5 separate regions of the Mus musculus genome follow, and regions 2, 3, 4 and 5 are each linked to region 1. A link is a loop called in an ENCODE intact Hi-C map of the cell type or tissue named here. Cell type or tissue: heart. All regions are shown on one strand. Region 1 holds the start of Rnf215 (ring finger protein 215). Region 2 overlaps Hormad2 (HORMA domain containing 2). Region 3 holds the start of Lif (leukemia inhibitory factor). Region 4 holds the start of Castor1 (cytosolic arginine sensor for mTORC1 subunit 1). Region 5 overlaps Tbc1d10a (TBC1 domain family, member 10a).

Evidence for each region. A loop is a pair of places that touch in the nucleus more often than their neighbours do. Peaks named below come from ENCODE experiments on the same cell type or tissue, not always from the same donor. Only the 100,000 strongest peaks of a DNase experiment are listed, where the experiment ranks them.
Region 2: a loop joins it to region 1, with 6 times the contacts of the local background. A loop is called at or near these places in 15 of 42 quality-filtered maps.
Region 3: a loop joins it to region 1, with 5 times the contacts of the local background. A loop is called at or near these places in 4 of 42 quality-filtered maps.
Region 4: a loop joins it to region 1, with 7 times the contacts of the local background. A loop is called at or near these places in 26 of 42 quality-filtered maps.
Region 5: it touches region 1 in a loop (3-fold over the local background); 24 of 42 quality-filtered maps call a loop at or near these places.

What each region holds. Positions count from the first base shown.
Region 1 is chr11:4,132,349-4,137,348 of GRCm38, reverse strand. It overlaps Rnf215 (ring finger protein 215), which reads right to left and starts at 2,189. Exons shown (of 9, transcript NM_027859.3): 1 at 1,786-2,189; 2 at 1,392-1,535; 3 at 718-789; 4 at 552-637; 5 at 1-137. The coding sequence starts at 2,076. In heart, CTCF peaks have their summits at 2,271 (motif pointing left) and 3,710 (motif pointing left); a DNase peak (open chromatin) is centred at 2,048; H3K4me3 peaks cover 1,294 bases; H3K27ac peaks cover 1,052 bases.
Region 2 is chr11:4,419,126-4,424,125 of GRCm38, reverse strand. It overlaps Hormad2 (HORMA domain containing 2), which reads left to right. Exons shown (of 11, transcript NM_029458.1): 6 at 2,517-2,537; 7 at 3,396-3,422. Among named protein-coding and RNA genes, the nearest start is that of Hormad2, 19 kb to the left of the region's middle. In heart, a CTCF peak has its summit at 2,006 (motif pointing right); no DNase peak of the experiment used is centred here; H3K27me3 peaks cover 329 bases.
Region 3 is chr11:4,256,436-4,261,435 of GRCm38, reverse strand. It overlaps Lif (leukemia inhibitory factor), which reads right to left and starts at 3,868. Exons shown (of 4, transcript NM_008501.2): 1 at 3,748-3,868. In heart, CTCF peaks have their summits at 152 (motif pointing right) and 2,523; DNase peaks (open chromatin) are centred at 125, 735, 1,632 and 2,565; H3K4me3 peaks cover 366 bases; H3K27ac peaks cover 1,199 bases; H3K27me3 peaks cover 517 bases.
Region 4 is chr11:4,217,874-4,222,873 of GRCm38, reverse strand. It overlaps Castor1 (cytosolic arginine sensor for mTORC1 subunit 1), which reads right to left and starts at 4,649. Exons shown (of 9, transcript NM_028022.2): 1 at 4,448-4,649; 2 at 3,856-3,926; 3 at 2,582-2,766; 4 at 2,367-2,499; 5 at 2,068-2,191; 6 at 1,615-1,728; 7 at 1,368-1,450; 8 at 1,179-1,273; 9 at 465-1,031. The coding sequence starts at 4,560. The coding sequence ends at 954. In heart, CTCF peaks have their summits at 2,242 (motif pointing left), 3,196 (motif pointing right) and 4,927; DNase peaks (open chromatin) are centred at 1,673, 2,243, 3,353, 4,733 and 1 weaker place; H3K4me3 peaks cover 1,287 bases; H3K27ac peaks cover 876 bases; H3K27me3 peaks cover 1,673 bases.
Region 5 is chr11:4,207,855-4,212,854 of GRCm38, reverse strand. It overlaps Tbc1d10a (TBC1 domain family, member 10a), which reads right to left. Exons shown (of 9, transcript NM_134023.1): 3 at 2,822-2,929; 4 at 608-714; 5 at 1-70. Among named protein-coding and RNA genes, the nearest start is that of Castor1, 7.9 kb to the left of the region's middle. In heart, a CTCF peak has its summit at 3,098; a DNase peak (open chromatin) is centred at 4,994; H3K27ac peaks cover 119 bases.

The DNA of each region.
Region 1 (5,000 bases):
CTCCCAGGCACACCAAGTCCTGCCAGCCTCCGTAGCCATCCTTGGAGAGACCACAGGTGGTCCACAATGTCAGCTTCCACTCGATGTTGGCTGAAAGGGACTCTCCACTGCTGATCTCAGCAGTAGCCTGGGTCCTCCTGAGAGGAGAGTCATGGGTGGGAAGCAGACAGAAGGCCTTTGGGAAGGGAGGCCTACACTCATCCTCTTGCAGTGGATACACAAGGACACTGTTGCCATAGGCCTTCTGATTTGGCTCCCAGACTTTTCCTGGCTGCTCTTTGCCCGTGTTTTTACGCAGCCAGACCAAGGAATAGCCTGTCAGCCAGGCATCCAGCTTCCTCATGCTGGACTAGTCCCCTCTGCCCATAGGGCAGCTCTTTTCCCAGATCTTGCCTCTCCTTCCCATGCCATCCCCCAGTTTCAACCTTAGGAGTTTAAGGGCCAACAGGTAAGGGCCTTCTTCAGAGATAGTCTCCTCCCCTAGAGCCCATCGAAAAGCAAGAGACCCACAGCACTCAGGCATCAGACCACCCAGAACAAACGGAACTCACTGCAGAAGGGCCTCCAACAGCTTGGTGACATTGGAGGAGTAATGGAGAACAATCACTGGCCTCAGCAGAAGCTGGGATACATCCAGCTGCAGGAGACAGGCAGGGTCAGCAGGCTTCCGGCCCCTGTCCCCTCACCTGCTCACCCTCACAGTCCAAGCCAGGTTACCTCTCGGACCACACTGTGGTTTAAGATGAGGAGAAGCAGGGCAGAGGCTCCCAGGAAAAGGGCTCGACGCATCTGCAAGGGAAGACGGAAGGTGGGAGGCTGTCACACACCTGCCTTACCCACGGCCCCAGCTCTCAGGAGCCCGACATCTGGATAGACTAGCTATAAGCTCCCTGAAGTCAAGCCAAAGCTAAGGGATGGTTTTGGAGGCCGAAGAGATAATGACAGCCAAAGGCAACACACGATGGTTGTGGACTAAGGCAATATTTAGTTATGGAACATAGATCACAACATTTTATAGATGCTAACTTTCCTACACCATAGTTACATAAAGAATATTCTTGATTTTAAGAAATTTGTACATTATCATGTGTGTGAGAAACTTATGCTCCTTTCATTCTGTAGGATCCAAAATTCTTTTCATTGGCCCTAGTCCTAGCAAAGCAGCTCTCCACCCTTGCCAGCTCCTATCACCAGAGCAGGTCCACTTTCCCCAGCAAGTCTCTCCACCTCCTCCCCATCACACTGCTTTGATGCTCCATACTGGTGTTTGCTGACCCACTCGGGCCCAGGGCTTCTCTGGAAAGGCTCCTCATAGGCCACCTGTTAGCCTGGCTCTAGCAGATGTTTCGAATGCATTTTCTTTCTCCCCTTCCCTCAAACACCCTTTGCACCTGCTGGACCAGAGCCTTGGGATATGCCTTCTGGCTACTGCCTTGATTCTCTTGGTGGAACTGGGCGACCTGCTCTTTGCCCACATATGCCACTGCAATCCAGCCATCTACGGGTATCTCTTGCTCAGCATCCACGACATCCATCTGTGTAACGAGGAGCCATGAAAAGAAGGAGGCAAGGGGAATAGAAGAGGCAGCCCGGGTCTGCCACAAAGCACGCAAGGTCAGGGTACGGGTACGGGAATGAGTGTGGAAGGGGCATGTGGCTGTCAGGTTTGCCAACTCCTGAAGGCTGGGAAGTAGTAGCATTCTGGGCTGTCAAGGGCTAGCTTCTGGATGAAGACAGCGGGGTCTATCCGAGGGTCATGGCAAGTTTAGGCGGGGCTGAGCTCACCAGCAGCAGGCGGCCACCCAGCAGAGGTTCCGGACCGTCTTCCGGACCGATTCTGACGCCCTCCAAAACCAAGGCGTCCTGCCGCGGCAGTTTCACATCCACTCGCACTGAGCGGGCTCCGCCCCGTCCCTCCCCGGTCGCCGGCTCGCTGCCGTCCGCCGCCGCTCCCGGGCCCATCAGGCCCAGCCACAAAGGCAGCAGAGGCAGCAGTAGCAGCAGCGGCGACGGCGGCGATGGGGGAGGGGGCGGCAACGAAGGCGACCTCAGCGCGGGGCGATCGGCAGAGCCCATGATCCGACCGGAGAGGTGGCGAGGCCGTAGTCTAAGGTCCCGGGGACCGGGAGAACAGAGTGAGCCAGGCCGCGCCGGACAGGGCGGGGCTCGGCACCGGGAGGGGCGGGGCCGCAGCCGGAGGGGGCGGTGCGGGGAGGGGGGGGCTGAGTTGGTGCTTGACAGCGAGAGCGCCTCCTGGTGGCTCCTGAGAAACCTAATGTAGGAGGCCTGAGGAGCTGCGATGGAGCAAATACCTTAGAGCCTTGGAGAGCTCACCAAGTTGTCTGTCAGTGGAGATAGGTGCGGTTGTCTCAGGATTGGAGAAATGTAGGGGCGAGGGAGGTATAAGGGTCTGGGCTGATTGACCTACGGTGTTGTCAAGGCTATGTCTCATCCTCCTCTGGGTCAGTGTTCTTTCATGGGATCAGCGAGCAGGCTGCAGAGAATCACAGAAAGCAGATGGGGAGACTGAGGCCATGGTTTTAAAGGAGCAGGGAGGAGGGCTGGGCACACGAAGCTGTACAAACCAGGCAGAGCCATAGTGGCACGGAGCACTGGGCTGTCCTCGCCTGTAAAATGGACTTGATCTAAACCTGCACTGCCTTGCTTCTAACATGATCGCCAGTGCTTACTGGAATGAGAAGGTTCCGCTTTTGTCCGAAAATTTGTCCTTCAGCCCAGAGGTTTGTGGTTGCTGGTAGCTGGCTCAATCTGAAACCTGAGCCTTTTACAAATTGTACCCTGATAAAAGGGCAAAGAGCTAATGAGCTGCAACACCCCCTCCCACTTTGTAATAAAATATTAAAATCTACAGAAAATAGAAACCTGGTTAGCCACCAGGATGCAATGACTAAAATATTCCCAGAAGGAGACAGAGATGTAGAGAAGAAGCTCGGCTGGCCTGCAAACAGGGAATTGACATAAAATCAGTCAGCACATATGTAAAATTGGTTGTCAGAGGAGGTATTGCACTTGGGGACCTGGGAGGAGGTGCTATGGCTTGCTCTTTGCTAAATCACAACAAAGTTAGGTACCACCGGGAAAAGACGTGAAATTGGACCCCTACTGCACCGTGCATAAGGAAAACCATGTGAATTAAAGACTCAAATACAACTTTAACATTTTAATAGAGAACACGATTTTGATGATTTCAAGTGCTTGAGAGCTGTTTGTTTGTTTTTTTGGTCTTGTTTTTTTTGTTTGTTTGTTTTTGTTTTTGTTTTTTTGTTTTTTCAAGACAGAGTTTCTCTGTGTAGCCCTGGCTGTCCTGGAGCTCACTTTGTAGACCAGGCTGACCTCCGACTCAGAAATTTTCCTGCCTCTGCCCCCCAAGTGCTGGGATTAAAGGTGTGCGCCACCACACCCGGCTTGTTTGTTTTTAATGACAGAAAAACTACATTATGATGGGCATGCCTGTAATCCCAGCACTTGGGAGGGTAAAGCAGGAGTTTGAGACCAGCCTATTATACAGTGAGACCCTCTTTAAAAAAAAAAAAAGATGTTAAATGACGTGTGTAGCAACTGGAGAGATGGATCAGTAATTAGAGCACTGGCTGCTCTTTCAGAAGATCTGGGTTTAATTCCCAGCACCCACATGGACTGCGAGTTCACAATTGCTTGAGAGTCTCAGAGGATCTGTCGCCCTCTTCTGGCCATTGTAGGCTACTGCATGTGTATGGTACACTTCATGCCTGTGCAGCAGGCCAACACTCATAGAATAAAATAAAAATGAAAAAAGTTCTTACATAGAAAATAGGGTTGGTAGGATGTCTCAGTGGGTAAAGCCTGGTGACCTGAGGGCCTGTGTTTTATCCCTGGGACTCATATGACAGAAGAAGAGAGCCAACTCCTGCAGTGTCCTTTGGCCTTCACCCATGACTTGACATTCCCCCACTCACATCCATATTTTGACGTACATTTCCACACATGTGCCATGATACATGCGATCTCCTTGCATGCAGAACTAGATATAAAAATGTGCTGGGCAGTTTTATATCAACCTGACACAAGCTGGAGTCATATGAGAGGAGAGAACCTCAGTTAAGAAAATGCCTCCAAGCCAAGCAATGGTGGCCCACACCCTAATCCCAGCACTCAGGAGGTAGAGGCGGCTGGATCTCTGAGTTCAAGGCCAGCCTGGTCTACAGAGTGAGTTCTAGGACATCCAGGGCATCCAGGGCTATGCAGAGAAACCCCATCTTAACCCCCACTCCCAAAAATGCCTCCATAAGATCAGGCTGTAGGGCATTTTCTTCATTCTTTATTGACAGGGGAGAGCCCAGTCCATTGTGGGTGGTGCTACCTCAGGGTTCTTGGTTCTCTAAGAAAGCAGGCTGTGCAAGCCATGTGGAGCAAGCCAGCAAGCCAGTAAGCAGCATCCCTCCATAGCCTCCTCATCAGCTCCTGCCTCCAGATCCCTGCACTGACTTCCTTCAGTGAGGGACTATGATGTGGAAGTGAGAGCCATGTAAACCCTTTCCTCCCCAGTTGCTTTTGGTCATGGTGTTTATCACAGCTATAGGAACCCTATTGGACAAAAAGTATTAATAAATAAATAGTATTTAAAAATAAATAATGTGCCCACGATAAAGTGAAAAATAGCACACTAAGGCAAAAGAAGGGCTGGGGAGACCACTCAGCAGGGGAGACTGCGGTGCAGGTGTGGGAACCAGCGATCACCTCTAAACACTGGTTTAAATATTAGGTGGCCACTGGGCTATAATCCCAGCTCCTGAAGCTGGAAACAGAGAACCCCTTAAGCTAGCTAGCTCAAGTCCAAGTGAAAGACCTGCCTCAGTGTATGAGTGGAGATCCAGCTAGGAAGACATGTACATGAACCAAAAAAACAAACAAACAAACAAACAAACAAAAAACCCTCCATGAGCATGGATGTAAATAAGTAAAGTGGTAGAAACCTCAGCCCCAAACTTGAAGAAAATATT
Region 2 (5,000 bases), 290 kb before region 1:
TCGCCTCACTGTTGTCTCCCTTACAACAAATAGAAACGAAAGCTTCGTTTTCCTTTTTATATACGCATATCTTTTTTAACCACAGAATTTCCTCTGAAGTCACTGGACAAGATCCACAGGATGTGGGTTAAGGAAGACAAGAATCTGGTAGTTAGCACGTTGAACATGTTCTAAATAGCGGTGACTCGGTTTGCAGATGGAAAAGAAGAAATAGTTAAATAATGAAGTTTTACTCTATTTTATTTTGTTAATTATAACTCCTGTGTATAACTTTGAACTTTTAAAAGACACAGCCCAGATTTTAAGTGCGTATGCTCTCTCATGCTTCAGTAGACACGAATGAAGAATGTGAAGAATGAAGGCTCAAGGTCTGGCTGAAGAGATGCGATGCACCTGAATGAAACCCCTGCTCCTATGCTTGCTCCATTCCCCCAAGTCTTCACTCGTCAGCTCCACGTTAAGCTGCAGTGAAGAGGCTTGCCATTGTGTCAGTAATGTAGTCACGGAGTCCCTCACTCCTTCCCACCTTGGGTGAACAGTTACTCACATTCATTCCATTTTGACCCAGGGGACAGAGGGATACAAAGATAAGACAGATCAGGGAAGGGCTTAGAGACATGGCAGGAGGTGAGTGTTGCTCATATGAGGGCTAATGATTGCTAGTTATCTACTGGTTCAGCTGTACCTGTTGCTAAATTATTGGTTGTCTGGGGTCTGGGTTGAGAAAGAGACATTGCAGGATGAATTTGGCTTCTCGGCAGCGCAGCGGGATGGATTAGCCTCGGAAGTACTGAACACCTAGGAACTTTTCATAAGTTCTTTATTGTTACACAAAAAAGGCACTTTTAGCAAGACAATTTCCGCATAGCAAAACCTCTTATCTGATGTAGGAGTTGTGTGAAGGCCGATTACCTAAGCAGTTCAGTCAGGAGATTTCCTGGTTCGCCAGGTATGTCTTGGGACTAAGTTATGCAAAAACTCTGAATCCTTCAGAAGGGCAGCTCCAGAGATCTCAGCTAACCTGATCAAGGCCGTCCACGCGTGACAAGACCCTCTTTCACTCCAGAGATCTCAGCTAACAGTCCTGATCAAGGCCATCCACGCGGTGACAAGACCCTGTTTCTTACAAAGAAGAAAGGAGTGGGGGAAGAGGAAGAGGAGGAAGAGGAATAAAAAAGCAGGTCACTGGTGACGCAAGCCTTTAAACTCAGCACTCAGGAAGTAGAGGCAGGTCTCTGTGAGTTTCAGGCCAGTGGGACCTACTGAGTGAGTTCCAGGACTACCAGGACTGTTATATAGAAACCCTGTCTCAAGAAAACCCAAAGAAACAAAGAGTAGTTCAAGTAAAACCAGGTTTCAAGTAGCAAGTGCCCTTGGAAGATGTCCTGTTGAAGAACATGGTCTTACTAGTTATGAAATTCTGGGTACTTCCCCTATTGCCCCTCTCATCTCTCACAATTCCTGCTCGTGAACCACACTACATTCTTTCAGAAACTGAACTCTGATCATGTTATCCTTTATGCCTAAAAATTTCCCAGGAATTTAAAAAAGTGTTCAAAGCTGTTTGCACGATCGAGCAGGCCTGAATGTCCCTATTGATTTTCTAAGACACCCTCCCTCACTCCCATGCTCAGGCTACACGAAGACTCTCTAGGATGCCAGTATCTTCCACATACTGTTCCTCTTGCTCAAAAAGGTCTGTCCAGACCCTATGCATGGCCTGCCTAGCTCCATCTTGTCCTGCCGCTAAAATTGTCCCTCATTTGAGGGTTCCCCTAACACTTTGTGTTGTTTCTTCACAGCAGACCCTGAGTATAACAGTGTGGCCATGTGATTTTCTTACTGTTAGTTCCCCTTTCTAGTCGGCATGCATCTTGAGATCAGCGGCTAGCCATATTCTTTCTTCTTTTAATGTGACAATAAACTATTAATAGTTTTACTGTGTGGTCATAAAAATCAGTTATAAAGAAGAAAAAAAAAATCAGTTATATGCTAAAATAGCCACAAGGTGGCACTAAAGTTTTAGTCAACTGCTACAGAATTATGGTCCTCACGTTTTATATTTAAGAATTTATCATAGTGTTGATTCTATTTATGTCTGTATATTCAATATTCTTTAAAGCTGAGAGAATGTCTTTGTAGTTTTGTGATGTATAGAGAAAGGCACGAGTTTGTGAGACACATCAGAGTTTCTAAGTTGTTTACCTTGCTTGGTAAATTTTAAAAGGAGTACTTATTAGGGATTCTTGTGGTACATTTAATTTTGAACAATAATGGATTGTTTTGCATATCTTTTGGTTCCCGAATTAGAAAATAAGAAACTTTTTTTTGATAATCCTTCTTTTGTCCCAGTAAAGCCAGTGTTTGTAATAGAAATTGTTTGAATGGGTGAATTAGTTCCTTTTTCTGACCTTCTGAATATTTTCTCTCTGAAGTAATATTTGAATTAGTCTTCATCAGAATTGTCAATACTATAGTACAAACATATAATAACAGAGTTTTCTTTTCTCTTGAAGCTACACATGGCAGTATTAACAGTAAGTACAAACTTAAAGGCCAAGTCTCTGTCTCTGCATGAACTTTTGGCAAGTACAGCATTAAACAGGCATCTTTCCCGCTTCCCCTCGTGAGATTTATGACATTTTAGCATTTCAAAATTGGATATATCAGAACTTAAGATATTATAAATGTTCAGTATATTTCTTTGACATATATATTATTATATGAGAGAACATATCATATGAGAGAATATATCATATTAATGCTTAGGATTTAAATATATTTTTAGATATGTAACAGATCCAAAGTCTTTTGTTTGAAAGTTTTGTGGACTTTTTTTTTGAAGTTTTATATACCCATAGGTATAAAATGATTGTAGAAAATTGAGATACCATTGATAAAACATATTAATTATTTAAATATTTATGACATAACAAGTTAAGAATTTATTTGTACAGCTGGGCAGTGGTGGCACACGCCTTTAATCCCAGCACTTGGGAGGCAGAGGCAGGCGGATTTCTGAGTTCGAGGCCAGCCTGGTCTACAGAGTGAGTTCCAGGACAGCCAGGGCTACACAGAGAAACCCTGTCTTGAAACAAACAAACAAACAAACAAACAAACAAACAAATGAATTTACTTGTAGTTCAGTCATATTAATCAAAAATACTATGCATCAGTTATAAACTTCCTTATATTTAGTGTTCATAGAAAGTTGTAAAGATTCCGAGTTTTTAGTAAAATACGAGCTCATCCTATATCTAGCTAGAAATATGCCTAGCTGGTGCTCGGGACTCAGTTAGCACAGTACAAATTAAACTCTTCACAAAGACAGTGCATTCAGTGAGCAGCAATTAGTAAGTCTGGAAATTAAGTGCTTTTTATTTTCCCTTAAACAGCTTTACACAAATCCCAAGGAACCTGAGGTAAGAGGGTAGTGTATGTATACTATATTTAAGTATATTTATCTGAAATGAGGCTATCAATTATGTTACTAGACTACCACATAAACAGAGCAATTTATCATGAACTTTATGTTTCATTATAAATGAAACAAGTCTTTTATTATGAAAATATTTTTAGAAACTAGATTTTTTTGTTTTTAGAAACACCCAAAAACCAAAAAAAAAGCAGTTTAGAACTGAGGCTATTGGGCCGGGCCGGCAGTGATGGCACTCGCCTTTAATCCTAGCACTTGGGAGGCAGAGGCAGGCGGATTTCTGAGTTCGAGGTCAGCCTGGTCTACAAAGTGAGTTCTAGACCAGCCAGGGCCACACAGAGAAACCCTGTCTCGAAGAAAAAAAAGAACTGAGGCTATTTTTTATAACATGTCAATATTAAGATTCTCCTAATCATAAATGTATAAAAGTAATTTATTAATATATATTGTAGAACTAATAAGCATTTACTATTGTATGATAATAATAAAATATCTAATTATTTGCTTATGATCTTCTGGAAAAGTAAAAGCTACAGCATTACTCTGAGCTCGTGAGCACTGAACGCCCTCTGTTGATGCTCTCATAGACGCTGAGAGCGTTCCATCTCACTCTCATCTTTACATTCCTGAGCTTGCTTAGTGACTCCTGGACCCTGCTGCTGTTCAGATCTTTTGTGAAATCCTCTTTGGCTCACTGTACTAACTTCTACTTTTTCTAAAGTCCTTTCTAAGCAGAGCCCTGTTTAACCCTCTGGGTTGATTCCTATATTTCCTAAGGAGATGAGGATTTGGAGTTCCTGGGAGAAGCGTGTTGTTTTCTAGCTTGTAGAGTGACTAGCATTGCCTAAATACGACATAGTTACCTGTGCCACTTCCATGGCCTTTCTGCCTGTGACACGAACACAGAGTGAGAAGCCCTTTGTTTTCTCACCCGGTTTTGTCTCTCTCCTAGCTTTCTCCTCTTTTTTTCCCCTTGGTTTGAATTTTTCTTCTCTAAGCCAGTGTATTTAGTCTAACTGGCGACATTCAAAACTAAATTGTTAAATCCTTAGTATTTTCTCTGTGCAAGATTGAAAATAACCATGCAGGTGAGGAGAATAACTACTACACACAAGTGTATAGCAATTCCTTAATGCCCAAACTGGTCTTAGGTCCTTTTTTCTGAATCTCTCTCCCCCTTAAGCTGTTTCTAGAACCCACTATGTAGCTGAGAATCCCCTTGAATTTCAGATCCCGCTGCCTTCACCAAATGCCCCAGTTGTGTATACACAGTATTGAGATTACAAGATAGCACCATGCCTGGTTTACTGAGTCCTGGGGCTGGAACCCAGTCTTTGTGCTCTACTACCAGCTATCCCGATCTTTTTCTTCTAGTAAGTTTCAATTTTTTTTTTTTTAAATTAGGACTGATTTGTTTTTCTCATTCTTATTATGTTTCCCTATGCACACACCTCTCCTAGTTTGAAATCTGGTTAGTTTTGGTGCATGATCTTTTATTTATTTGCAGATTTTTTAAAATAATAAACTTTATTTTAAAAAAGAAATCAGTAGTTTTAGAGGTAAA
Region 3 (5,000 bases), 120 kb before region 1:
GCCTTAGACCCTCAGGGCTCCCTGCCTTGCCTAGGTGAGGCTGGGGACAGTCACAACTACGGAGCCTTTGCTCATAGGCATCAGGGGCCCTTCATACACACCACAGGAGGAAGTGGCTGGGCTCCTTCAGGGTGGCCTAGGCCAGGGGCCCAGCTGCGTCCAGAAGAGGGCGCTCTACAGAATCCCTGAGAATGAGGAGCTTCCCGGAGCCTGTGTCTGTGTCTCAGGGAGCTTTTGTGCTTGTGCGGTGTCAGTGTTGAGTCTGCGTTCATCAGTGTCTGGCCCTGGTGTGTGTGTGTGTGTGTGTGTGTGTGTGTGTGTGTGTGTGTGTGTGTGTATGCACTTGATTAGAGTGTTTGTGTGTGCACGAGGCTAAAACAGAGCTGGGCTTTGCAAGTCCTCCCCTCACCCCAAGTGTGTGAGCATGCATGCATACACACATGAATGCATGTGTGTGTCCATGCCTGTGTGAGCCTGTGTGGGTCTGGGTGGTAGCCAGGCATGACCCTGTGCATGAATATGCATGTGTCCTTGTGTCTCTGCCTTTCGATGTCTGGCCCCCGTCCCTGGGAACCTTAGGGCAGCCTCGTGTCATGGGGGCCACCAGCAACTGGTTCCCTCCCCGCCCTGCCCCTCCCACCCCGGCCACCCTGGATTTTTGGCTCAGGGACAACGCTGATGTCAGAGCTCGAGCTGTCAGCTTCCTTTCCCCACTGGGTTTTCCAAAAGAGAGCGAGAGACTGTAGCACGGCTGCTATTAAATAATCACGGGTGTGTAAGGTGGGGGTGGGGCACCCGTTGGTTTCCTGAACTTGGAGGCAATAAACAGAACAGGAAGCAACAGTGGGCAGACACACAGGAAGTTGGAAGCTGGCCACAGAGGTAGGGCCTGGCCTCATCTCTGTCCCCCCTTCTAGTTAAACTCACAAGGGCCACTTAACCGGACTAAGAGGTGACACTGGGGAGGTGGCCCGAGCCCTGACTACAAACCTCAGTGCCAGGAAGACTTGAAAAAAGGTCCCCCCACCCGCCAAGGATGTTAGGAAGGGGAGACATGAGGGAGATGAGAGAGAAGAATGAAGGGTTCCATAGTGAGGTGAGGGTGGGAGAAAGACTCGTCAGAGTGAAGTGTCTACTTCCTGGGAAAGAAAAGAATAAGCTTTCGGCTGTGGGGACAGAAGCAGGTGGAGCTGCCCGGACAGTGGGCCATAGCCAGGACTGGCTATCCTGTCAGGAAGCACAGGGTCAATCAACTCTTGTCTCATACTAGTCCCAAAACCTGGGGTCTCTGCAAATCTCGAAGACCCTTCCAGGGCTCAAGATTGGCATGCCAGTCTCAGGGACACCCCCCCCCCAATCCACTCCAGAAAATCATACAGAGTGCTCAGAAGACCCCCTAAGGCCTCCAGCCCACTCCCATTTCTCCTTTGTCACACTTGGAAACTGAAGCTCAGGAGTTGAATTGTCCAGGGTCACCGAAGATGCAAAACCCCGCGTTCCCACCCTAGCCCGCCCTCTCTGAAGTAAGGCCAGGGACATCTAACGGGTAGTTGGGACAGCTAGGAGATGCTCAGGGCAGCAAGATCTGTCAGGAGCTCTGGGGCCAGTCATCCCAGGGGAGCAACCCTCGCTGCCTAAGTGCTCCAGGTAGCCAGTGCTTATCAGCCACAGGGCTCCGTGACAAAATCCACTCTGATCTCCTGCCCAGCTAACCTCACCCCACCTGACCCCTGGATCCTGCTTCTGTTCCCTGCCTTTCCAGGTGAGACCTGTGCCCAACCCTCATGTCACCCCTCAGCTGTGGCATCTCCTCTGCGAAGACTTGGACCTGCAGGCTGAGAGGGAAGACTATCTTAGAGGGAAGATGGTTCTCTGTAACAGTCATCTTAGCACCCCCCACCACCACACAGAGTCCTTGCCTGTCTTTCCAAGCAGGGTGCGACTCTGTTAGCTGGAACAGAGGGGCCGTGGACCCTGGAGTCTGTCAGACCTTAGACTCAGATTTAGTTGTCATTTACAAGGTGCGCCACCTCAGGCAGGTGGCGTCATCATTTAAACCTCAGCTACGACGTGTGCAAAATTGATAACAGGATCGTCAATCTTAAGTTGGCAAAGCCACAAGATACACCTTTATTATAGACATCTTTATCTGGTACAGCTGCAAAGGTGAGACCCAGAGAAAGCATGCCACTTTGCCAAAGCCACACAACAAGTCAGTGGGCCATCCTTGATAATATATGCCCTGGTGCTTGTCCTGGGTTCCAAGACTTCCAAACTAGTTTGCTTGTGAAGATTCCAGAGAGGACTCGCTCCCTGAGATCCTACTGCCTTGATTAGATCCAGTCATTGACGCCGGGGGTGTGGATGGGCTCCCTCTATAACCTTGAAACCTGAACTTAGGGTTCTTTGCCCTGTAAACGCTTAGCAGCTCCAAGCCCTGGTCAGCAGCGCCACCTGCTGCCCAGAATCAGCAAGTACAGTCGGCTCGCCAGCTCGCCTGTTCAGTCCGTACCAGTAGGTGGGTGGGGCTGGATAACTGGATTTGAGGAAGTGAGTGGGTGTCTGGGGTGCAGGATGGGGGTGGGCAGAGGCCATTCACCAACACAAGGGAAGAAGGCTCCTCTTGGGGGCTTCCAGAGCTTTGTCCTAATATCTGCAAGGTGTAGCCCAAAAGACTGGCCACAAGGAGGTGCCAGAACCACATTCAGTGGTCAATGGGGCACAGCCTTGCCATGGCTCTGGGGGAGGGGGCAGTGGCCTTTTCCTGGTCCTGCTACCTGCTCCCACCTTGTCCTGACAGTTCTTCCAGGTGGGGATCAGACTGTCAACTTCGCAGGGGGCCACGGTGACCCAGAGAAGGAAAATGAACTGCCCAAATTCACACAGCAAGAGGCAAGAATCAAAGCAAACTAAACCACTTGGTTGTACAGACTAGTCCCAGGCTCCCCTTACTGTCCTGTCCCGGCATGGCATGACATGGACAGGATCCTGGGAACAATGTCCCCTCCTTTTGTCAGCCCCCTAGCAGGTTTGGAGGAACACTGACAAATTAGAGGTAAGAGCCTCTTGGAATTTTGGATGCCAAGCACCCAACGCAGGGGGCTCTTGCACAGACTTGGTTTTTGTTTTTCTCTCTTTGTCACTGTCCTGGAGCTCGGATGCGGGGGGGACGAAGACCGGCCAAGCTCCGATCTGGCCCAAGGTCAAAGGCAGAGGAGTAATGACCTTGGCTGATCAAGTTCCCCAGAGCACCCATGATGGTCCCCGTGGACTGCTGCAGCCCATTTTGAATGGACAGGGACGGCCCTCCACTGCTCCATCTACCGGAGGGTAAATGAGGCCTCTGCAAGCTCAGAACTCTAGAAAAAGAAAAGGGATTTGAGTCCCCTGGGGATGCAGAAATCATGACTGCCTTTAGAATCAGGCTGACCCTACCACGATGGCACAATGCAAGCCTGGAATCCATGTGCTCTCTCCACTGCCCTTTACCCATCCTGTGAACTTTAACCCACGGGACACTTCCACAGCTGGTCTCTCCAGCTTTGCTTGGCCATCCTCCAAGAGAGACTTCCAAGCCTGACTTACAATGCATCCATTACAGACAGGGAGAGCGAATGCTGGAGGGTTGTGTGGGCCAGCAGGTGCCCCTGATCCACAGGGGAGCAACTGATGGACCATCTACCCTCCTGGGGATAAGTGTGGGGTGCAGCAGTGCCCCTCCGCCCTGCCCCCTCAAGGGAATCCTACCGTGGTCTCGCAGCCCTCCACAGTCTGCACAGTTGTCCAGTCTTCAGGGTGACACCATCGTTGTTGGGCCCCTCTGCTTCCCTCTCCTCCTGAGGCTCCTCTGGCGTTGGCTCCTCACCCTGCCCCCCACCTGACTTCCGTCTGAAGTTGGTGGCCTGAGGCTCCCCCCACTTCCACCCCACCCCCAAGCTGAGGACCAGAGAGGTAGAGCACCCACACCACAGATGGAGCCTGACACGGTGGTGGGAAAGGTGTTGTTAGAAGGAGAAGCAGGGCTGGGTGTGGGGAGGGGGCGTCCCTGTACTTGATGCCCCTGGGCTGCGTGGCAAAGCCACTATGGCCTGAGTCACAGCTGACTGGGCCGCGCCTAGCCTGTCTGGGTGACCCAAGCCAGCATAAGGCAATGACTGGGCAGCTCTCCTCATGACCAGCTGGGGTCAACCTTAGGTGTTTTGACTCAGACCTGCCACAGGCTGTGTGCACAGCTACCATCCTCTGTCTCTGTCCCAAGAGCCACAGGCCTATAGCTGCCCCTGTCCCAGCCCCCACCTCATAACCCGGGGAGCTACCTGGCCCTTCTGATCTGCAATCAGCCCCAGGCTTCAGGGCCCCACCTGCTGTGGGACCTTCGTCCCTCCCTGGACAAGCCCTGCCCTTGGGAATACTCCGGGAAGCAAGGAACTTTGTTGCCTGTGCTGCTGAGGGCCTCTTGATTCTCTGTGGACTGTGACCTTTTTCTTGGTGCTACAAGGAGTTCTGTAGACTGCCTGGGCAGGCTTGCCATGGACGGCCAGAAGATGGTTGGGGACAGGGACTAAGAGAGGAGAGATACAGAAAAGAAAAAAGAAAAAAAAGCAATCAAGAAGGGATTAAGGAAGGGACTGAGAGAAGGAGAGAGGGAGGAAGGGAGGAAGGGAGGGAGGGAGGGAAGGGAAAGGGGGGAGGAGAGTAAAGTATAAAGAGAGGGAGAGAAGGAGGGACTGTTGACAGTTTTCAAACCTGCCTAGAGCAATATTAGTCCTACACTTTTCCCAGGAAACCCTGTTTTAGGGAAGTGGGCTCCAACAACACACAGTGCAGAGGCAAAACTGAGGCTTGGCCTATGAGTAAGATAAGGGCAGAGGTCACAATCTTTTCACCTGTAAGGTCTTCGTCTCTCACTGAAGAGAAAAATAATCACGCTAAAGTTGGGATGAAGGGGTGGAGTGCAGAAATGTCTTGGTGAACAGTACTCCCCTTTAACCTCTGTAGGG
Region 4 (5,000 bases), 86 kb before region 1:
CAGGACAGCCAGGGCTACACAGAGAAACCCTGTCTCAAAAAAAAAACAAAAAAACAAAAAAACCCCAAAAGGCCTGGCTGGCCACTATTCCAAGTGTCATAAAGTGTGTGACTTCTCCGTAAGAGGGGCATAAGCATTCAGGCAAGGCCCGTGGGTTGCAGACAGCAGCCTTGGAGAAAGGTGCTTTGAGACCTCCTGGATAGGTTCTCCAGGATCCAGCCAGGGGACTCTTAGGTAAGAGGGACAGGGGAATTTCTCCCAGTGTGGGGAACTCTCTAGGTTGTTCTGTAAGTAACTACGAATTAAGAGACGCTCTACTTTAGAGATGAACCACATGACTTAGTCACAAATGTGCTGGAGGCTTCAGTTCCTCATTTGTCACATACATAAACTGCTTGAAAAGCCAAGGACGGGGGGACAAGTCTGGGAGAGACCAAGACATGACGCCAGCTGTCACTCAGAACCAGAGGGCACAAATCCGCAAGTCTTTTATTTATATAAACAGTCATGAAAATAAAAGTGAGATTTAATTCTTCCTTCGGAGTCCCGCGAAGGGAGTGCACTGCTGAACTCATCTGGCTAGGAAAGCAGTGCAGGCTGGAGGTCAGAGCCCGGCCCGGGGATGTGAGCCTTAGCCAGGGGAGAGGCGGCTCCAGCTGCAGGCAAGCAGGCTCTGTGCATTGCTGAGGTCACATAGAAAATGTTGGGTCGGGGATCTAAGCCCCAAGCACCAAGGTATCTTTTGTGGGCAGGCATGGCCACGAGTCCCAGCTCCATACAGCTGACAGACAGACAGCAGAACCAGGCATGGCCACGAGTCCCAGCTCCATACAGCTGACAGACAGACAGCAGAACCAGGATCCCTTGGCAGGACCAGGGACTTGTTCTGAAGCTCAGAAAAGTTTCTGGAGCCCCGGGGGGCTTTACGGGAATGCTGGGGGTCTGGTGCTTCCCTATGGGTCCTTGGAAGCCTGGCTTTCCTGCCTTCGCTGGAGAATATCAATGACACAGCCGATCTCGTCTTCAGGAACCTGGAGGGAGTGTACAGCATGAAACGCCAGGCTAACTCTGGCCAGGGATGCCCGACCCCCTAAACTAGCTGTGATGCTGCCCCCCCCCTCCCCCCGCAAGGGACCTCAGTGTGCTTGCTGGAACCTCCGTCCCAGCCAGGTCCTCACCAGCGCATGGTCAAAGTTGAATGTGCTGATGTAGTAAGCAGAGATGTCAACAGCCGCCAGGGGACCCGCAATCTGGGCCACAATCCCACATTCATCTGAGGGTTGGAGACACGGGTGGCTTACCTTAGATGCTGTGAAGACCCACAGGCTTGCCCTCCCCGCCCCCCCCAGGGAGTGAGTGGACCTCACCGAAGCCCAGGGGCTGTCCCCCGATGCGCACCATCCTCCACAGCTCCCCAGAAGAACTGGTCAGCAGGAGGTCACTGGGGAACCTGGGGAAGCAGTGGGTGATGGGAAAGGCACTTCACGCACCCCCATCTAGCCTGACCCATAGGGCCTGTCCTGCTAACCTCGGAACCTGGCACCCCTCCCCCACCTTCCCTGAGGCTGGCTGAGGGTCTGTGGTCTATGGAGAATTAAGGAAGGAGTTACATACTTTCTCTGGATCTCTGCATCCATGACAATGGAGATGTACCCCTCGATGAGGGAGAAAGCGAAGAACGGAATGGACGTTGATTCAGGACCGCCCGAGGCCGCTTCCTTGGGGACACTTAAGAGATATGATGGCAGGGAACATTACCTAACGAGCAGACCACAGAGGAGGAGCCGGACAGCTCTGGGAAGGCCCTTGAATCTCTTACTTCATTGTGAGAGACCCCTGATTTCCTGAGGGATAAGCCCCAACGGCCAGAGGCCTTGAGCAGAGGGAGAGCCGGATTGGGAGTATATGGCTGGGAAGTGGCTCTGCCGACACCTCTGGCTGAGGCCTAACAGGCTGTCAGAACCCTAAGGCACTGAGCATGACACAGAGTAACAGAAGGGATGAGACAAAAGGCAGAGGGCAGGAAACAGTAGTGGGAGGCAGAGATCACGTGCACGCATGACCCACCTGTGGGAGTAGAAGAGGACATCGATGAGGGTGGTGGCGACAGCCGGCAGTGTCTCAGGGTCCAGTGTGAGGACACAAAAGCGGTTCTGAGGGCTCTGAATGGGATGCACCGTGGGACTGGGCCCTGCTCAGGAGACAGGGGCCACAAGGTTATCTTGGACTGGGGCGACCCCTGGTGGCAGGTCAAGGAAAGGCTAGCCCATCTCATACAGTGAGAGTGTTTTGCACCCTTTTAAAAGACAAGCCCTCCCGTGGGAAAAGGTCCCACTTAAATCTGGGTGCTGGCGGGCAGACCTCACCGTGCTGGATCTGGGGAAAGCCATTGCTGGAATCGTCTCCAGTAACGGGCACAGGCTCCCCGCCTACTTCACGGTAGATTTGGAACTCCTGGGCCAGTGTGTGGATCACCACAGACAGGTCCTGCTCCCGTACCTGGGTCAAGGCAAAGGACACATATTACGCAACACCAGGTCCCTCTGCGTATGACCTGCATTAGCACCTGCCCAAAACCCACCAGGATGAAGTCTGTCTGGTATGTGGACAACATCAGAACAGACACATGGTGTTCAGCCAGCGGGGCAATGACAGACCGGGCAATCTTGGTTACTCCAGCAGCCTGCACCACGGAGCCACTGTGAGATACGTTCATCACCAGCCATGTGGCCTCAGCCACTTGCAGGAACTCGGATGGGGGTAGCTCTGTGGGCAGGAGGTACATGCCTGGTTAGTCAGCTCTCTCCGCCTCTCAGTTTCTCTGTTTAAACCTTGCCCATCAGATCTGTTTCCTGACAGACTCAGAGCTCAGGGCCGGTTCCTATCGTTTCTACCTTGGTGTGCATCATGCGAGCATTCTCAGTGAGCATTACTACTCCAAACTCACAACTAGATTCAAGGCCCAGATTTTTCTTTTTCTTTTTTCTTTTTACACCATTTTGCTGTGTGAGACAAGTGTGTTTTGGGGCGTTTTGTTTGCTTTGAGACAGCGCCTTTACAATGTAGATTAAGCTGAGATTTAACTTAAACTGATCTTATTGCCACAGCCTCCTATGTGCTGGGATTACAAACACCATTTAGTCTGTTTCCTATCTGCAAAATGGACTTCATGGGCTTCAAAGCACCACCAGAGGGCACCCAGTGACCAACTGATGGGAAAGCTCCCTTGCAGACAGATTTCCCTACAGAACAGGGAATCTAAGTCCTTAGGGAGGGAGGCTCAGCCAAACTCTAGGTGGCTAGCTTGAGACTCCAGGCCTTAGAGGATGGGGCAAGCAGGCAGACATGGAAGCCAGAAGTCATTTCCCCGGTCCCAGTCCTGAACAGGGACAAGGGCCAGGGTAGCTGTTGTTCACTCAGACTCAGCCAGGAGGCCCTGGACCCTGCTCTGGGCTTGCTGCCTGCCCCTGCATTCCTTCCCTAACTCTCAGCCGCCTAGGCTTCCCAAGCCAGTAAGGGAGGGGCTGCTTTCCACTGGGGAGACAAGTCCAAGAAGAAATAATGTTCAGGGTAAAACAGCTGCAGGAACCCCTTTATTTTCCCCTAAAACTGTGAGACACCATGGCCACCTGTGCTGGCCTGGGACTCATATTCAGCTCCGTGTGGGTTTTACGTTTATAAAACTCTCACAAATTTTGTCAAACGGTCACGACTCCATCCCACACAGTACTTCAGTGAGTGATGGAAGGTTTGAACCCGGACCTATATTCCTTTGGGGTCTAAGCTCTCTGGGAAGCTGGATCCCTAAACTTAGTAAGAATACTGCTTAGAGGCAAACAAGGAACCAGTTCCGACCTTTAAAGCCCTCCTCATCCACCATGAGAGTGTAATCTTCCGGAGTCTCAGTCAGGCTGAAGAACTTGCACCTAGGAGGAGGGAAGGGGTGGGAAGACTTTCAGCCTAGAGTGAATGGAATGGAGACAGCAAATGAAGTCTGCTCCAGCAGCACTAAAGGACCCCCCACCAGGAGCCTTCCGGACCCGCACTCGGGCCTCACTCTCTTCCTTGGATCAATGAGTCTAGATCCCATATTTGGGATCTCCCCTCCATTCCACAGAAGTGGAAGGCTTTGGGTCCCCCTGGACAACTCTCAAAAGTTAACGTGAGGAGACTAGAAAGGGGCTACAGCCTGCCAAGGAACACATGCCCCCACTACACTGCCTACTCCAGGCAGTTTGCACCTTGACAAGCCCTGGGAGCGGGGCCCTCCGGGCCGGATAGGCGGCGTCGCAGAAAGGGTAAGGCCCAGGCTGGATGATGGCCAGAGTGGCTAGCGTCCCCACCCGGTACCCGCTGCTTCGCGGCGACTCTAGTCCTCCGCCCCTGGCCCAGAGGGGCAGAGGAGCCTCCACCCGCCCGACCTGCGCTCGTGAACCCGGGTGCGCACCGACTGCGACAGGGCAGGAAGAGCAGCTTGATGAGCGGGTGGGTGTAGAGCCAGAGGCCCGGACGGGCAATGCTCAGTACTCGCACCCGGTGCTCTAGGATGTGAAGTTCCATCGCAGATACGGCAGCCCCGGCCTGGCCGCCAGCGAGACCTAGGCAGGAGGCGATGCGGTGGCGCCGGGCTTAAAGAAGCACCGCCCGCTACCGGTCCGCCCAGCCAGGGATCCACACTTCGGCGGCCACGCCCCACAGCCACTGTGAAGTGGCCACGCCTCCTCCTGAGCCCTGCCTACCGGGCGCTGCGGGCTGCCTTCAAACTCTGCCAAAGCCACTCTTCTAGCCCTCACCCATCTGAGTCCTTCAAGGACACGCCCCAGACACGCCCTTTCCGCTGGACGCCCGCTGTGTTGGGTTTGGGAACGTGCTGGAAGCTCCTGGTCCCCTCCCTGTCTATCCTCCAGGCTCGCACGTGGGCTTTATGGTTAAAGCCACTAAAACGCAGAGCCTGGCGGTGGTAAGTGTGTATCTTTAATCCCAGCACTAGGGAGGCAGAG
Region 5 (5,000 bases), 76 kb before region 1:
CGCCTGGCAGTAGCCCTCCTCAGGGCGGTACAGCGTGTAGGCCTTCAGCACACGGAACAGGTCCTGCTGGCTATGAAGAGGTCAAGCAGGATAGGAAGGCAAGAGCTGACTACTGCCCATCACCTCCCTGTACTCCATGTCTACAGGCTTGCCTCAGAACCTGCCCTGCCCTTCCCGGAAAAGGATGTGCTTGTAGTCACCCTCCGACCTGTGACCGACCCAATGACAGGATTCAAACAGAAAGCAAGGATTGGACTAGGGCTGGATGCCGGATAGAGACAGACTGAGGAAGGGCTAGAGAGGGCCACCCTGCTGGATACTTCTGTCCTTGCCCAATACATCACCCCCCTCCTGACTCTGTCCACCAACCTCACTTATCCCTTCCCCTACATCAAGAGGGCCTGACCAGGAAAGTTCTAACAGCCCGGAGAGTAAATCACGCAAGCAGCCGCAAGAGTCAAAAGTGGGTCAGTACACTGCCAGCCCACAGAAGGTAAAGGGCAACAGTAGAGTTTCACACCCATGCGGCCAAGCTCACTGTACCTTTCCTGACAGTCGAAGAGACAGCTTAGCGCCACCTTCTAGCCCACATACTTAGCCTGCTTACCCATGGCCTCCTCGGGACACGAACATCTCATGGAATGGGAACTGCCGGTGCAGGTCACGCTCAATCACATCTAGCCACTTGGGGTCCCCAGGAGACATGTCCAGCTCCTGGAAGCAGGGCATAATGTCAGGAAGCAGTGAGGAGCACCCTTGGTAGAAGGCAACTGTCTCAGGGACCGGATTAGGCACCAGCGGCCCCCAATTTCATCATAGAACCAGGCCTTCCTGAAGACATGTAAGGAAACCCACAGAGGCAACAATGGCAGGACCCTGGGAAGCCTGAGAGGAATCCTAACTCCTGGAAGTCTTAGGAGCAAGCATCCATTCCAGCTGTGGCCAGAATCACAGTAGTCAGGGCTCAGTTTATCCAGGGATAATGTTTTGTCCTTCAGACAGAAAGCTTCTTCTCAACAAGAGCTACAGGTGTTACCTCTGCTTGGAGCCAGATGCAGAACTGGGTATCCAATACATATGGAACTTGCTGGCCCTTTCCCTACCCCAAAACAGATCCCGTCATTACACTCTGTTCAGAGACAAGAGAACTAAAGGGTTAAGTGGAAGTCTTTTATCCAAGGCCTCCTGACTAGAAAAATGGAGCTGGGACTTGAGAGCAGATGTGAATCAGAGCTACCAAACCCAGCTGTTCTGCTGCCTGCATCCTGTGTTGCAGGTGTCACCTGCTCAGGAAGGGAGTGTGACATCTGCCAGGTGTTACGTGCTTGTCCAGGTACTAGGGTTCATCAGCATCCTACCAGACATCTCAGGGGTGACCAGTCCCTTTTTGGTCACTATTCTGTACACAAACAAAGCTCTGTGCTTCTGTCATGGAAGTGGTGGCACAAGCCTTTAATCCCAGAACTTAGAAAACAGAGTATCTCTGAGTTCAAGGCCAGTCTGGGCTACAAAGTGAGTTCCAGGACAGCCAAGTCTACACAGAGAAACCTTGTATCAGAAAACAAAAACCAAACAAGCCCTCCTACCCCCCTACAAAAAAACAACCACTCCTCCAACACAAAACAAAGTTCTGTACTTCCTTGCACCAAGGATACACTCCTTGACAGTGCCCCCAGTAGGCTAGCTACTCACAGCCTTCTGAGCCTTCTGGACTGTGTGTGGGTGGAGCACCCACTCCTGAACCACCAACTCTGACCAGGACAGAGTCCATTGGAATACAGGAGACAGAGCTACTAGAAGGAATATTCTAGAGTCAAGAAGTTGCTCTTGTGGGACCTGACCTTGGTGCTATGTGGGACTATCAATCACCCTGATTCATAGCTAAGTGTTGTCACCTAACCACGTTCTCTGTCCCCAGGCCCAAGTGCTGCCAACAAATAGCTTGAGCCTCTCTAGGTCAACAGTGTAAACTCCAGAATGCCCTGCCCTGCCCCTGCACACTCTTCACAGACAACAGGTCTGGCCAGAGAGAAGTTATTCACTGAAGTATGAAGGATATCAACAAAGTCCTAGTGGCTGGCAGCTCTGTCTCACTGCCTGCCATTAGTCCCAACACCCTGGGGGAAGCCATGATGCCTGGGCCAAGTCTGGCAGGTAAGCTGGGGCAACCCCAGGGAAGCCAAATGTGTCTATGGTATTCTCCAGGCTTAGTTGCTCAGCTTAGTGAATTGAAGAATACTGTACCATGCCAGCCATGGGTAGGTGGATAGGGAAAGGGATAGAGAAGACATGGTCTCTGACCATTGATTGACTGACTGGCTTCTGACCCCCAAGTAGCCCTGAAGACCACCTAATGGATCATGTCTAAGTTAGGCTTAGAGACAGAATACAGAGTACAAGATGGAGGACAAGAAAAGTGAAGGCTTTTGTGGTCCTAACACACAGCCCTTGGAATATTCAAAGTATCAACCGGGGAAGCTGTTGGGGGTCACTTCCTGATGACCAAGAGCTGTGTAGAAATGCACTGTGCTCAACCATGAAAGCAAACTTGACTAACCATTGAGAGAAAGGCTAGAGTAAGGTGGCAGAACCGTAATGGAGTCTATTCTACTGGGGCCTGCTAAGGGCAGAGCCTTAGTGAACAACAGCTTCAGTAGGCATGGTTCTCGGACTGGGACAATGTGGTTCTTGAGCAGTCAGGCCTGTGAGCAAAGATGTCCATCTTACTGAGGTCTAGGATAGTATACAGGGGATCCACTGCCAGGGGAGATGCTTAACCCAGAGATACAACAGGCTGGTGAAGAAAGAAAGGAAAACTCACATCAAACTTCCCAGGGTTCTGCTGAAGTTTCACCTTGCCTCCCGACAGGTACTGCCAAGCCCGTCCGCGCAGAGAAGGTGGGATGCCCTTCTGGCATCGAAGACGAATCTGAAAGTCAAAACAACAGCTGCGCTCATGCACCCACCCCGGCAGCTCCTCTGCTTGGGCCTTCAGTGAGCCTACCCACAAGAGCAGAAAGGGAAGAGCTTGGGGCTTTCTGCCCTGCACAGCAGAGCCCACGGGGAGGATGAGGACTGCAATTAGACATGCTGCCACCAGGTGATGGCAGAGTGCTTATTCTCTAATGACAATGCAGGCATTCCAGAGGTAGACCACAGAATTCTGGGCCCCAGAACTATAGCCAACCCTTAGTATCCATGGAAAATGTGTTCTGGGATCCTTGCAGACAACAAACTTTCCTCAAATCCCTCATACAAAGAAGTATGATGGTGTGTGCTGTCAGATCTCAAAGAAACCAGGACAGACAGTTAACTGTGATGCTATTAGCCCACCAATGTAAATGTAGGGCTTCAGGCCCACTCAGTATCTGTGGATCCCTTCAGCTCTTCTGACCACACTCCCTACCTTAAACTTCTCTGCTTGGCTGCTTCCCTCCCTCCAGCTTCTCCTCCCTATATAACCTGCCATCCCACCACCAGTTCTGTTGCTCCTGTGCTCTTGTTCCCTGGTCCCCTCTCTTGCCCTCTCTCTTCTCTTTCCCTCTCGCGCCTACCTCCTTCATTGCCCAGTTCAGTCTGCTGCCATGTTCAGTCTCCTTATTTCTCTCCCTATGCTGGACTTTCCAGATGCCCCTGGAAAGACTCTCCCTCAAGTCTACAATAAAAACCTTCTCCTCAGGTATACCTCGGAGAGGCCAGACATTATCAGTCACATGCCTTGAATCCGAACACTCAGGAGGCTAGGCTGGAACTTGTTGTGTAGTACAGAATGGCCTTGAACTCACAGAGATCCAGAGTAAAGGCATGTGCTGTCATAGACAGCCTACTACCATGTCTTTTAAGAAGTCACAAAACTGTTTAAGGGAACAGAAGGTACTAAAGAGGCAGAGAAAGGAGAGTAAAGAGGTACAGGTGGGAATATGCTCAATGTACAATCTATACTTCTATGACAATTTGAAACAAATACAAAATAAACAACAGAACATTTTCCTCAGACTAGGGAAATCTCATCCCATAATCAGAAACCCTACCACTTCCACACTGTGGCACACAGGCTGGAGATGCAGCTCTGTGCACTTCCTATCTCACTAGACCCTCAGGCCTGATGAGGGGAAGGAGTGGTCTCCTCCTGGGCTTGATCCTAAAGGAAGTTCTCAGGGAAGCCACCTGCCTTCCCAGGTGGGTGAGTGCAAAGGCAGAGGGCCTGAGCATGTGGGACGGTGGCAGAGAGGATAGTGCTGACAGACAGTGATCCTCTCTTACCTCTGTGAGAAGCAGCCTGGCCTGAGATCAAAGAGCCAAGTGCTTGTGGCATGAGAGCAGCTGATGTGGGTTTGAATCCCACACTGACCTTGGGCCAGCCGCCTCTCACCTGGGTTAAGATCTGAACGACATTACATATTCCTCTAGAATGCACAATGAAGCTGGAAGAGGCTCTATCAGAGTGAGAACTGTGCTTAGTGTGGGGCTTCTTCTCCACATCATCCCAGAAAGATACTCGGTGCAGAAAGGCCAAGGGCTTCAGCTGCTGCCTAACTCTCCTCAACTGGAAAGCCCCTCAAATAGTCCCTCTTGAAGAGGGGCACAAAGGACCTTCCTGATGACCAACATAGGCAAGAGAACTTTCCAGAGCTTGGAGCGGGTTAAGGACTAGGAAAGAGACAGACAGCAGGCTGTAGAATGCAGTCAGTCATGAAGAGCAGTTGGCTACTCACAAGAGCCAAGCTGGGGCTTCCGACTGCTTAAAAACTGGGAGAGAAGAGAGCAGAAGAGAACAATACCAGACACTGAGGACAATTTCCTGTTGCTGTGAGACAAGGGTCATCTTAAGGAAGCCACTTTCGGCAGGCTTTGGCAGTGGGACATAGGACAGCCCAGAGCCTCAGGTCCTACACCATCTTACACTTGGGCAAAATGAGTATGCTATCCTTCTCCAAGTCCATCACATGTGCGAGTTGTCGGACGGTCACGGAGCACATTCAGCCCACTGTGACACCCTC